Regions from separate parts of the Homo sapiens genome. Here region 1 is linked to region 2. A link is an interaction called in ENCODE POLR2A ChIA-PET data of the cell type or tissue named here. Cell type or tissue: GM12878. All regions are shown on one strand. Each heading gives the region's core, and the rest is flanking DNA. Links, peaks and the distances in the headings are about the cores only. Region 1 overlaps METAP1 (methionyl aminopeptidase 1). Region 2 overlaps METAP1 (methionyl aminopeptidase 1).

What was found. ChIA-PET counts read pairs that join two places held together with the same protein. Peaks named below come from ENCODE experiments on the same cell type or tissue, not always from the same donor. Only the 100,000 strongest peaks of a DNase experiment are listed, where the experiment ranks them.
Region 1: POLR2A ChIA-PET joins it to region 2 with 7 read pairs; 26 of 35 experiments call an interaction of 5 or more read pairs at or near these places.

The regions. Positions count from the first base shown.
Region 1 is chr4:99,059,862-99,064,267 of GRCh38, reverse strand. METAP1 (methionyl aminopeptidase 1) reads right to left here. Exons shown (of 11, transcript NM_015143.3): 11 at 1,459-3,114. The coding sequence ends at 2,951. Among named protein-coding and RNA genes, the nearest start is that of ADH5, 27 kb to the left of the region's middle. In GM12878, for the core only: no CTCF peak of the experiment used is centred there; a DNase peak (open chromatin) is centred at 2,047.
Region 2 is chr4:99,001,072-99,005,477 of GRCh38, reverse strand. The region is part of intron 1 of METAP1 (methionyl aminopeptidase 1); the gene reads right to left. Among named protein-coding and RNA genes, the nearest start is that of MIR3684, 5.9 kb to the right of the region's middle. In GM12878, for the core only: no CTCF peak of the experiment used is centred there; no DNase peak of the experiment used is centred there.

The DNA of each region.
Region 1 (4,406 bases), core at 88-4,087, 59 kb before region 2:
TGCAGTGAGCCAAGATTGTACCACTGCACTCCAGCCTGAACAAGAGTGAAACTCCATCTAAAAAAAAAGGAGACTACAGATACATGACAACTAAATGCCATGAATTTGGAAGCTTTAAATAACATTTTGGGGGAAAATTAAAGTTTATATCCTATACATTATATAATTCTGTATTAATACTAAATTTCTAATTGTGTTATGATCATGTAAAAGAATGTCATTAGGTTAAGAGATACATGCTGATGTAGTAGGGTGAAGTACGATGTTGCTTCTTTCAAAAGAAAAGTGCTTATACAGAGATAAAGCAAAGGTGACAAAATGACATTTGTTAGATAAAGGTAAGGGATATATGATTATTTCACTGTACTATACTTTCAACTTTTCTGTAATTTGAAAATTTTCAATATAAAAAGTTGGAGATAAAAAATAAAAATTTTAAAAGAAGGGAAAAACAGGAAGGAAATCGCTTACAGATACCATGAGGGTAGAGGTTAAGCAAAGGGGAGCATCCTGCTCTCAGTTTTAACCAAATCCAATGAAAACCCAGAAGTCGTTAGAGAACAAACTGAGGAATCAAGCAAACAAATTCCTAAACCTCATCAACTCTTGCCTATTAATTTAGATATGTGGGTGCAAGTGGTATAAAGGTGTTGGTTAATCCTTTTTATCAACAAAAGACATAAAATGAAGTTCATGTTTCCCTTCTTCCAAGTTATAATTCCAAAGGAGTTGGAAGACTGGCAGGGGGAAAAAATTATTCTAAAAGTTAATGTAAAAAAAGAAGTTAATACTTTGATTTTTTTTTTTTTTTTTTTTTTTTTTTTGAGATGAGGTCTCTCTCTCTCACCCAGGCTGGAGTGTAGTGGCACAATCATAGCTCACTGTAACCTTGAACTCCTGGGCTCAAGCGATCCCCCCATCTCAGTCTCAAGAGTAGCTAATGCTACAGGCTCGCACACCATGCTCTGACTTGTTTTGTAAAAAGGTGGCAGAATGATGAAACTAGGTGTTTTGTCACCTAAATCCAATGAACATTTGTAATTAGATATATGCAATTAGACTAGAGTCCATATTGTTTTAAAATCTCCCAAACTAAGAAAAGCATTATCACCAGTGTGGTGTTTTATCTTTTAACCAAAAAACTATCACACCAAGATCTTTCTTCCTTCAGCTTATATTCTAATGACAGACACTGAATAAGCCCACATTGTTAATTCCACAATCAGTACATAAAATGCTCCCCTAATATTCAGCATTCTGTCTTAAAAGCTCTCAAAAATATGGTTGCATCTCAAATGCTGCTGGCACTCTACTGAGTTTATGTACAGCCATTACACCTGAAAAAACATTTCTACTCAAATGGTCATGAATTTATTTTAGATTATCAAACAGCCTCCCCATTCCCACCATTTCCCTCTGAAATCCCAAAGAAATGCAGCAAAGTTAATGACTACATGGTAGGATAATCATTCAAACTTTTTAATCTCCCTTTACACATTATATTAACATTCATATTGCAAGGCATTCCATTCACAAATATTACAGTTTGATAAAAACTTCACACACATACTCCCAAAGTCTATACCAGATTCAGTCAACTTTACTAAATCATTCAAATAATAAAAGTAATGAAAACATTATTATATTTTAAAGCAATAAGGTCTGAGGCACTCTGGGAAAGATGTTCTCTTACAAGTATAATGTGTCAGTGGTATGAAATTATATTACAAGGATGCCCAGTAATCAAGTACACTCTAATGACAATGACTTTGTGATTTGATATGTCTTCACTGGATACACTCCTACTTGGACAACTGCTGAAAGGAACGTAGATATGGGGCAGCTGAGGTCATTTCTAATGAGGTTCCCAACTATGTAAAGGAGAGGTGTGTTTCCACACACGAAGGACAGCTGCATCTCTACTGCAAGGTTACAGTACACAAAATTCCTTTCTCATCACTATCACATTTACTCAACGTTAGATTTTAATAGCCCACTTGACCTCCTGGGTTCACAGCTGGAGACACTTTAGAACTCTTTCCCCATCCTCCACCATAGTGCAAACTTCACGCTTCTCTGAGCACCTCCAAGGTATGCCCTTGAAGTAAAACAGAAAAGGGAAGAAAGGGGGCTTTTTCTTTTCCATTTCTGACCAAACAGAGGTCTGAAATAGCAGTGTATTATGAAATTCTCATTCCCTGCAACAGTCAGCCACCACTTGGAAAATGGCTATTTTTGCCATAAACTAGATTTTTAAAAGCCTGATAACCTTCCAAAGTGAATTTTACTACATTCATTCACTGACACACAGAGTCCACATTGGAGAAAGTCTCATTGGGTGAGTGCTTCCCTATGCACAATTACAAGGGTAAATAATTAGCATGGGGGAGAGGGGAGGCCAAATCCCAACCAGGAATTAAATCACTGCAAACTATGGATCCATTTGTAAGAACATATAAACCTGTCAGAGCAGAAACAACACAAACTCCAGGTCACATAGTGTTTGGTAATTATGTATACAGAACTTAAAATGTATACATATATATTTCCATATATATAATTTAAAAAATCTGGTGCAACACATATTGCTAAGTTTCAAAGATTCTCATTTCCAATGTTCACCTGGAAAGCAGATGGCTCTTGATGGCTGTTTTGCGGCAGTGATAAAAGCAACTACAAGCAAGTTTAAGTAAAAGTGCTCAAAGGGCAAATGAGAAAACAGGTGTGCAGGGGGAGGGGGCTGAAGAGTTGAGCAATGTTTCCTTTATTCTTCTCAGCTTTTTCAGACCCAAGACAAGTTCTTGAGGACACACATCAAATGCTGTAGTCCTTTCTTATCTATAGTCAAAACAAAACAAGTGATTAAAAAAAGGTTCCTCTTCCTTTCTGTACTCTCAATAAAATGCATAGCACAGTAAGAAGGTACTGAGATGTGCCATCTTGGGAGAAATTAAAATTGAGACATGAAGTGAGGCCGTGCACTGTCAAGTCGCCGGGTTAGGATTTCACAGCCAGTGTCTGTGACCAGGAGGGTGTGCTCAAACTGAGCAGACCGCTTTCCGTCTCTTGTCACCGCAGTCCAACCATCTGGCCAGGTTTCATCCTGCCATCCGCCTTCAACAAACAAAAACAATTTCTTAGTTCACTCAGTTTTCTAAATGAACTCTATCAAGAAGAAAGCCAAGGAAAAAATTCACTACTAAGATCCTTATTTACATGCCAATTGTTTTAGCTAATGCCTTTCCAACTTCATTTTGGTCTTCAGTATGTTTGATGTTTAAATTTCATCAGATGTATTACAACCACATTTTTTATATATCCCAAATATCAAATCAAGATGGAATTTCCAAAATAAAGGCGCTGGATTTCATTTTAACAACATATTGATACCAATCACCACAACTTTGAGTAACAACCTTAATTAATTATATGTATCATTATATGTATCAAAGCATCACTATGTACCCTATGAATATGTACAATAATTGTCCATTTTAAAACAGGAAATTTTTTAAAAAGGACATTCTGCAATATGCTACAACACAGATGAACCTTGAGAACATAATGCTAAGTGAAATAAGCCAGTCATAAAAAAGCATATGCTTGGCCAGGCGCGGTGGCACACGCCTGTAATCCCAGCACTTTGGGAGGCCGAGGCGGGCAGATCACAAGGTCAGGAGATTGAGACCATCCTAGCTAACACAGTGAAACCCCATCTCTACTAAAAATACAAAAAATCACCCGGGCATGGTGTTGGGCGCCTGTAGTCCCAGCTACTCGGGAAGCTGAGTCAGAAGAATGGCATGAACCTGGGAGGCAGAGCTTGCAGTGAGCTGAGATCGCGCCACTGCATTCCAGCCTGGGCGACAGACCAAGACTCCGTCTCAAAAAAAAAAAAAAAAAAAAAGCATGTGCTTAATGATTCCACTTCTATGAGGTAGAGTACAGTAGTCAAAATCATGGAGATAGAAAGCAGAACAGTGGGTGCCAAGGTCTGGGAGTAGTGAGCAATAGGAAGGGAATGTTTAATGGGTTGAGTTTCAGTTTTACAAGATGAAAAGACTTTTGGAGATGGATGGTGGTAATGGGTGCACAACGTTATGAATGTATTTAATAATATTGAACTGTACATTTAAAAATGAGATGTGTATTTTACAATTAAAAAATCAGAAAAAAAACTTGAATGAATTTAGCTCTTTCCTAGTATAACTTGGGCATCTGACAAAACTATACTCAGCATATATTGTGAAGGAAATCATGTAAATGTTTACAGTTTTATTACAGCATTCAATTCCTGATATAATTTCAAAATGGTAGGCACACAAACAGATGGTGAGAACAGATTATACAGTGAAATTTTTGTGAACTATACCCCTGGAATCAGAAAGAGGGGCAAAAGAAAGACT
Region 2 (4,406 bases), core at 196-4,195:
TCTTTGACTTTTTAGTAATGGCCATTCTGGCTGGAGTAAGGTGGTATCTCATTGTGGTTTTAATTTGCATTTCCCTGATGATTAGTGACATTGAGCATTTTTTCATATGTTTGTTGGCCATATCTTCTTTTGAGAAAATTCTATTTAGGTCATTTGCCCACTTTTTGATGAGATTATTTGATTTTTTTTTCTTGCTGATTTGTTTGAGTTCCTTGTAGATTCTGGGTATTAGTCCTTTGTCAGATGCATAGTTTGCAAATATTTTCTCCCTACAGGTTGTCTGTTTACTGTGATTATTATTATTATTTTTGCTGTGCAGAAGCTTTTTACTTTAATTATGTCCCAATTATTTATTTTGAAGTACAACCACTTTGGAAAACAATCTGGTATCATCAAAGTAAAGCTAAACACATATCCTATGACCCAAAAAATTTACTCCTTAGGGGTATACCCAAGAGAAATTTTTACAAACAGGCACCAAGAATCAGGCACAAGAATGTCTAGAGGAGGACTATTTATAATAGAAAAACCGTAACAACCCAAATTTCCATTGACAGAAGAATGTAAAAGTTATGATATATTAATTTATTGGAATATCACATAGCAGTGAAAACAATGAAAATGAACCAGAGCTACAATGAAACATGGATAAATCTCAGGAACATAATGACAAACAAAAAAACGCATGTTGTAAAAGAATACATGTAATCATTTTGTTGGTAAAAAAAATTTCAAAAACATTAAAAATACATTTTTTAAGAAATCAAACATGGAAATGCAAATGAATGATAAACACAAAATTCAGGATATGGAATACCTCTTGGATGAGGGACAAAGAAAAAGGAGCCTTCTGTTTTCACTTGTTTTCCTGGTAATGTTCTTTTTAATAAGTTAGATGGTAGGTATATAGGCATTTACTGTATCATGCTTCTTTAGATCCCGTGGATGATTTGCTGTGTTATTTTGTGTGTGTGTGTGTGTGTGTGTGTGTGTATGTGTGTGTGTGTGTGTGTGTGTGTGTGTGTGTGTGTATCTGTCCACAGTTCCTTGGCTAATAACTCCCCTAGCCTTGTTGCAGTCTCGTTATAGTGTTGGGTGCTTTAGGCCTCAGGAAACAGACTCTCTCCAACCTTCTCCTGCTCTCTTCCTTTCACCCTACCTGAAGGCAAGTGTCTAACCCCCACCTTTGTGATGTGGGTCATAAGACTCTCATTCCAGAGAGGGTCCCACCCCATATACCCTGAAGGAATGAAGATTCCATAAAAACCCAAGAGGATTGGGTTCAGAGAGTTTCCAAATAGCTAGCTGAACACTGAACTCATGGAAGCTTGGCATCCCTTCCCCAATACCTTGCCCTATGCATCTCTTCATCTGTATCCTCTGCAATATCCTTTATAATAAACTAGTAAAATAAGTATTTTCCTGAGTTCTGTGAGCTGCTCTAGCAAATTAACCAAACCCAAAGAGGGGGAGCCATGAGAACCCCAACTTGAAGCCAGTCAAGTTTTAAGTTCCGGAGGCCCAAACTCGTGACTGGTGTCTGAACAGGGTGGGAAAGGGGCAGCTTCGAGGACTAAGCCCTCTATCTCTGGGATCTGACACTATATCCAGTCAAACAGTGTAGGAAATGAACTAAAGGACACCCAGTTGGTGTCCACTGCAGAAATGATTGCTCGCTTGGTGGTGAGGAGAAACCCCCATAGGTTTGGTTACAGAAATCATCTGTGTTGATGACTGTTGTGGTATGAGAACAGAGGGAAAAAAGTTTGAGTTTTTTTCCCAAACATTTACTAATATTTTTATTCTACTCAATATCAAAAACAATTTAGAAAACATACATCGACAGATCCTGACTTTATGGTCCTTAAAACTTTAATTCAAAAGCAATATTAAATTATTCATGTAACAACATTCACATTTTTCTCTATCATTTGTTTAGTGGAGTGAGAAGTTAACAGTATTCTAATAGTCAATCCCATCCCTATTACCAGTTAGTGAAATAATCAGTAATAACATAAATCCCCACTCAGAAGACAAAAAAAAGTTATGACATTTTTAAAACCTAACGGAACTTACATTTACCTATTTTATTGAACGACTAAGCCTGTAACTTGCTGGATAAGACAGGGTTAACCTTCAGAATGTGATGCAAAGATTGGTTTGCGTTTTGTACTTAAATCACAGAAGAATCATTAAACACACATTCAAAACACAGAGAAGTCTCTGTTGCCTCCCACTTTATAATGATAAGGGAAGTTGCTAAAGTTACAATTTCACTTATCATTTATATCCTAACCACTCTTTAAAGGCTTGAGCCTGTGACCCAGATAAATGCCACATTAGCAGATAGCAGACCCCAATTAACAGGGGCTTTTCTTGGTTTGTTGTTTTTTGTTTGTTTGTTTGTTTTTGAGACAGTCTTATTCTGTTGCCCAGGCTGGAGTGCAGTGGCGCAATCTCAGCTCACTGAAACTCCACCTCTCAGGTTCAAGAGATTCTTGTGCCTCAGCCTCCTGAGTAGTAGCTGGGATTACAGGCATGCACCATCACCACCCAGCTAATTTTTGTATTTTCAGTAGAAACGGGGTTTCCCCATGTTGACCAGGCTGATCTCGTAGCAAGATATCTGCCCGCCTCAGCCTCCCAAAGTGCTGGGATTACAGGCATAAGCCACGGCGCCTGGCCTTAACAGGGTTTTTAGAAATGCTTTCCAACAGACATGGCACAGCTCTGGTGTATCAGGAAGAAATCTTTACTGAGCCTTGCAATAAGTCAGGTTACTGGAGATAAAAACAGGAGAGAACTTATTTACAACTTACAAAGCATGAGAAGTTCCATGGGGTCCCTATCCTAGTTTCATCCATAAGGTGCCCCACACACACATGCACACACAATGAGAAAGGCAGGCCTCGTTTACAGAGTGTTTTGAATTGCTCTTTATTCAAACCCAGAGACAAGACTGATACCAATCAAGGAAATCAAAGGAAAAGACTTATAATTGTTGAGCTGGGAGCACTACCTGCCCAAGCATGAATAAAAGAATGCTTCATGTTAAAACTGTGAGGTCAGGCGAAGTTCAGGATCAAGCACAAAGGGTTGTAATTACATTTATATTCCATTACATTAAACATTTGATACAGAATGAAGCTCAACGGTTGCTTTATAAAGTATTTCTGCCTATTTAATATCTATCTAAAAGTGTTTGCTATTGCAGTAATACCAAAGACAATTACAGAAGGAGTTACCGTGCCACTGCTTTTCTTCCGAATATCTAGAGCTGGAATGAGCTTAGCTATGCACTTATGTCTGTCACTCCTATGAAATTTACTAAAACTTAACTAAAATTTTGCAAATATGCTAAACATGAAAAAGATTCACCTTAAAAAACCATGACTAAAACTTGATTTCAATCCACAAACTAAGTGAACAGTATAAGATCACATTTCCTATAGCACTTCAATTTCCAAAAAGGTAACTCAAAGACTGGTATAACTTTTGATTGCCTACCAACCAAATGATGCTCGTTTTTTTGTTGTTGTTGTTTTACAAATTCTACTGTAATGTAGGTATATTTCATGCCAAAACTTCATAGATGACCAGAAGGCCCTCAAACCAACAATAATCCACTAACTACACTGTGAGAACCACTGTTCTGGAAAAGGATATAGAATTAGCTTAGGATAGTTCAATTCTGGGTTCATGTACCAAATCCTGTACCATTATTATACGTTCCTGAGTAAGTCAAAATGATTTAAATTTTCGAGGAATATTTATTGAAGAGTAAACAGAAGGTAAAAAATTGAAAAGAAATTAAATTCAACTATAAGTGAATAAACAAATGACAGTACACCCATAACAGTCTTTATAAAGGATCATGTAAATGTAGCCATGACATGACACTACCAAAACACTGGTTAAGACATTAAGGATGAGAAAATTCTCTAAGATTATATGTATTATGGTTGCCATTTTTGTAAAAACATACACAACTGTGTGCACATGAATAAATACGCAAATATGTTCTTAAGAATACACACCAAAATTTCATAGAAATCATCTCTGGGTAATTGATTATCTTCACACATATTTTCTATTTTTCTACAATAAACAATTTATGAAATTATTTTTGTTTTGTTTTAAAAAGACTCATAATTTCTCTTTACCTCATCCTATCTTTTTGCTTATAAGAAGCTATGGCATTTGTACCTAAACTCAGCTAACTTACAGGAGTGTTTAAGGGTGGTCTGAAGTGACATGAGGAATTTAAAGAAAATCCCTATAAATAAAAACGCACAACATGATAATATCTCCTTTAATGAAGATGAATTCCAGAAACACCCTGCACTGGCAGGAATGTTGTTACTGACAGAGAAAGTTTCAGAGGGCAGGGTTGCATTTCAAAGATA